Linked DNA regions of Homo sapiens: region 2 is linked to region 1. Evidence: read pairs that join two places in POLR2A ChIA-PET (ENCODE). Cell type or tissue: MCF 10A. All regions are shown on one strand.

Region 1 (2,500 bases):
AGGGTGTGCACTACCCCTGTGATATTGTCCCTAACTCCCGGAGGGGAGAGGATGAGATCACTCCCAATATCTCAGAAGTTGTACTTCCCCCGTGATATTGTTCATCATATCCAGGGAGGCACAGGATGACATTCCATTGAATTTCATGACAGGCGTACATGCACAGTGTGATATTGTTCCTAACATCCAAGAAAGGAGAGGATGATGTTACTCCCAACAAAACAGTGGGTATACATTACCCCTGTGTTATTGTCTCTAATATCCGGGGCCGGGGGACAGGGGGAGAGGATAACATTCCCTCAAATTTAACAGATGGTTTGACGCCCCTTGTGGTGTTGTTAATATCCAGCGGGGAAGACAATAATACTCTTTTTGATAGTCTGATTCATCCGCTCCACCTTTCTGGAACTCTGAGGCCGGGAGGCGGCATGCAGTTTCTGTGTGATCCCCAATACCTTTGCCGTCTTCTGTACCAAGGCAGCCAAAAATGCAGGCCCGTTATCTGAGCCAATTCATAAGGCCAGTCGAAATCTCGGAATCAGATCTCGAAGAAGCACAGGAGTTACTTCACGAGCTTTCTCAGTTCGTGTTGGATAGGCCTCCACCCACCCAGAGTAGGTATGTGCAAGAACTAGTAAATACTTGTTACCTCCACACTTTGTCATCTCTGTGAAGTCTACCTGGAGATCTTCAAAGGGGGCTGCTCCATAAGCTGGTATGCTGGGTGGAATGGCTGGACCTTGCCTCGCATTATGCTGTCGGCAGGTAACACACCGCTGTGTCACCGTTTTGGCGAGGGCTGACAAATGCGAGATGTAGAAATACTGGCCTAACAACTTTTCCAGTGACTCCTGACATTGATGGGTGGTTTCATGCACAGCCACTACAACTGCAGCTCCTCGCAGCTGTGGCACAGCTACTCTCCCATCTGGTAACCGAATCCATCCTTCCTCCATCACTTGTCCTTCCCTCTACCTGGAGAAAGTCCTTTTATTCTTTAGAAGAAGTAGGTCCAAGATCAGGTGCTTGAGGGAGCAGAGGAGCTGTGACTGATGCCTGGAAAGGGGCAGATGCTGCTTTTTGAGCCTCTGAGTCAGTGCGGGAATTCCCCAAACCCAGCAAGGTGGAAGCTCGCTGGTGTCCTCTGCAATGCATAACTGCCACCTTGTGGGGTTTCCATACTGCTTCTAATAATTGCAAGATTTCTTGTTGATATTTTCTGTCTTTTCCCCCAGAGTTCAATAGGCCCTTTTCTTTCTATCATGCTCCATGCACTTGAAGGGTTAAAAAGGCAAACCGAGAATCAGTGTAAATGTTGACAGTCTCAGCCTCACTGAGTTCTAAGGCCCGAATGAAAGCAATGAGTTCAGCTTTCTGGGCTGAAGTGCCCTGGGGCAACCATCTGGCTTCAGGGTTACCACTGAATACCCTGCGCATCTCTCTCCTTGTGGGTTGAAGAAGCTGCTCCCATCCACGTATAGTTTCCAGTCTACTGATGCCCAAGGCTGGTCCTGGAGGTCAGGTCTGCTAGAGTCAATTGAGTCCAACACTTCTACACAATCATGCTCAACAGGGCTCTGTGATACCGGGACCAAGGTGGCGGGGTGTAGGGTGTTACAAACTTCAATGGTTATACGGGGATTTTCACAGAGCAAACTTTGGTACTTGGTAAGTCTAGTATTCGTTAGCCAATGATGTCCTTTAGTATTCATTAAAGTCACCACAGCATGGGAAGCCTTTATGTTCAGGTTTTGCCCAAGAGTCAGCTTATTTGCTTTTTGTACTAGTAGGGCAGTTGCTGCCAAGGTCTTCAAACAGGGGGGCCATCCTTTAGAAACCCCATCTAGTTGTTTAGAGCGCTAGGCCACCGGCCTCAGCCAGGGCCCCACAGTTTGGGTTAAAAGTCCACCTGCCATCTTTTCTCTCTCTGACACATACAATGTAAAAGGCTTTGTCAGATTGGGTAGCCCCAGGGCTGGGGCTGACATAAGTTTTTCCTTTAACTCATGAAAGACTTGCTGTTGTTGGGATCCCCATTCTAAAGATTCCCAGTCCCCACCCCCTCTGTGACCTCTTACAAAGTCTTGGCTAATACTGCAAAGTTTGGGATCCACAGTCTACAAAACCCCACAGCTCCTAAGAATTCTCTCACCTGCCTACTGCTCTTAGGCTCTGCTAGATTGCAAATGACCTGCTTTCTTTCTGATCCCAGGCTGTGTTCCCCCTGTTGGATAGTAAATCCCAAGTAACGTACCTGCTGTCGGCAGATCTGAGCTTTTTTTCTTGGACACCTTATACCCGCAGACCTCCAGGTGCTGGTGTAGGGCATCTGTTCCCTTGGCGCACCCGACTGCCGTGGGGTGTCCCAGCAAAAGATCATCAACCTACTGGAGCAACACGCAGCCTAGGTCTCTGGTGGGAAACTTCTGGAGGTCTCGAGCCAATGCCTCCCCGAAGATGGTGGGGGAGTTCTTGAACCCTTGGGGAAGCCCGGTCCAAG
Region 2 (2,500 bases), 240 kb before region 1:
ATTGTTAAGTCCCTGATGTAAAATGGCAGGAAAACCTGAATTCTGCCTTTGGTGGGCCAAATTCTAAAGATATCATTCCAAGATCCCATCCCCTCATTACTGAATCAAACACAATCTGGGTACGACCATGTAGGGACTCTGCAGATGGAATTAAGAATACTAATTAGATGACCTTCAAATAGATTATCCTGGATTATCTGGGTAAGCTTGCTATAATCACACAGACCCTCGAAAGCAGAAGTGAGAAAAGGCAGGAGGAAGGGTCAGACACTAAAGTGTGAGAAGGAAGCCACCTTTCTGGCATTGAAGATGAAGGAAGGGAACCACAAACAGGAATGCAGGCAGCCTCTAAAGTTGAGAAGAATCCTCAGCTGACAGCCAGTAAAGAAATGGGGACCTAGGCCGGGCTCAACAGCTCACGCCTGTAATCCCAGCACTTTGGGAGACCGAGGCGGGTGGATCACCTGAGGTCAGGAGTTCGAGACCAGCCTGACCAACATGGTGAAACCCCATCTCTACTAAAAATACAAAAAATTAGCTGGGCGTGGTAGGCACCTGTATTCCCAGCTACTCAGGAGGCTGAGGCAGGAGAATTGCTTGAACCCGGGAGTCGGAGGTTGCAGTGAGCCGAGATCACGACACTGCACTCCAGCCTGGGCAACAGAGTAAGACTCTGTCAAAAAAGGAAGGAAGGAAGGAAGGGAGGGAGGGAGGAAGGAAGGAATGGGGACCTCAGTCCTACAGTCACATGGAACTGAATTCTGCCCTCCTGAATGAGCCTGGAAGTGGTTCATCCCCTGAGCCTTAACAGAACACCACCCTGCTACCGTCTTGATTTTGGCCTAAGGAAACCTAGAGAAGAGAGCCAGATGTGCCTGGACTTCTGTCCTAAAGAATTGTGAGATAATAGATTTAAGATAAGCTTGTAGTAATTTCTCAGGGCAGCAATAAAACACTGACATAATGTCTATGAAACACTGTCTCATGTGCTACAGGTAAACACCAAATGCAAGCTGCTGTCAGAGCAGACTCCTGAAAAGGACAAAGCTGGAGCCTCACCAGGCGTATAAAGCAGGTTGTGTGGCTGTGCTGTGACAGCCTACTAATAAATCTGTATGGGCAGAACTCCACCTAAGCCTTATTTTCATTCATGCCTGGTTGTGAGCTCACAAGGAGGAAATCTCTAGCTCTTACTTCCTCTGACTTTTGGTAGTAATTACAATGTGCCATAAAGAATCTAATACCAGCTGGGCATGGTGGCTCACGCCTGAAATCCCAGCACTTTGTGAGGCTGAGGTGGGAGGATCACTTGAGCCCAGGAGTTCAGGACCAGCCTGGGAAACATGGTGAAACTCCATCTCTACAAAAAAATACAAAAATTAGCTGGGCATGGTGGTGCGTGCCTGTACTTGGTGAGGAGGGCGGGGGGTGGGGAGAGCTGAGGCGGGAGGATCACACAAGTCGAGGCTGCAGTGAGTCATGCTCATGCTACTGTACTCCAGTCTGGGTGATAAAATGAGGCCCTGTCTCTGGAAAAAAAAAAAATGCAGCTGATTTCCTTAGCTTTGTAGGAATGGTTAAGAAAATAGCTACAAACAATTGAACAACCACAAACTTTGATTTAAAGATATCCCTGGAGGAAAGATCGATCTTCCTAGAATGGCTAATTTCAGAGTTTGTCTAAGGAACTCAGGAAGTAGGCCTTAAGCCACAGGGCTCTTCTGTTGTTTGCACAAGGAGGAAGTGAGCCCTCCACTGCCTGAAGTAACTGACTCCAAAAGGAAGGCAGGATCCTTGAGAATTTTCTTTCCCTGTGGGTTCAGACCAGCCCCTGGACCAACAGCAACAGCATCACCTGCGAACTTATTAGACATGCAAATTCTCAGCCCCTCCCCAGACCACAGAGTGATTCCGATGCCCCACTCAGGCTTGTTTTTTGTTTTTGAGACAAAATCTCGTTCCGTCGCCCAGGATGGAGTGCAGTGGTGCGATCTCAGCTCACTGCAACCTCTGCCTCCCAGGTTCAAGTGATTCTTATGCCTCAGCCTCCTACAGACAGGCACCACCACACCCGGCTAATTTTTGTATTTTTAGTAGAGACAGGGTTTCACTATGTTGGCCAGGCTGGTCTCGAACACCAGACCTCAAATGATCCGCCCGCCTCAGCTTCCCAAAGTGCTGGGATTATAGGTGTGAGCCACCTCACCTGGCCTCCCACTCAAGTTTGAAACCCACTGGCACGGCCTGTCTGGAGTAGCTATGCAAGACCTTGCCCACAGCCCAAGAAAGCTCAAAATTCAAGTATGAAGACAAAACAGTATGATGTTAAATGACTTGGGAAAAACAGCAGCGGGAGGGAGGAAGGCAGCGATTGAGCTGTACCTGAGGCTGGGGGCACGAGGGGAGACTGGCGTCACTGAATGGGACCACAGAGGTGGGAGGCAGGGGGTTTTACTCTTTCCATTTCCTAAACGAAGTAAAAGCAGTTGGAGGAAGAGAA

The links. Peaks named below come from ENCODE experiments on the same cell type or tissue, not always from the same donor. Only the 100,000 strongest peaks of a DNase experiment are listed, where the experiment ranks them.
Region 2: POLR2A ChIA-PET joins it to region 1 with 5 read pairs; 2 of 35 experiments call an interaction of 5 or more read pairs at or near these places.

Annotation. Positions count from the first base shown.
Region 1 is chr2:158,884,121-158,886,620 of GRCh38, reverse strand. No RefSeq gene overlaps it. Among named protein-coding and RNA genes, the nearest start is that of TANC1, 83 kb to the left of the region's middle. In MCF 10A, a CTCF peak has its summit at 1,164 (motif pointing left); a DNase peak (open chromatin) is centred at 1,052.
Region 2 is chr2:159,123,788-159,126,287 of GRCh38, reverse strand. The region is part of intron 4 of TANC1 (tetratricopeptide repeat, ankyrin repeat and coiled-coil containing 1); the gene reads right to left. Among named protein-coding and RNA genes, the nearest start is that of MIR6888, 62 kb to the left of the region's middle. RefSeq lists enhancers at 1,676-2,187, 2,188-2,500. In MCF 10A, no CTCF peak of the experiment used is centred here; a DNase peak (open chromatin) is centred at 1,467.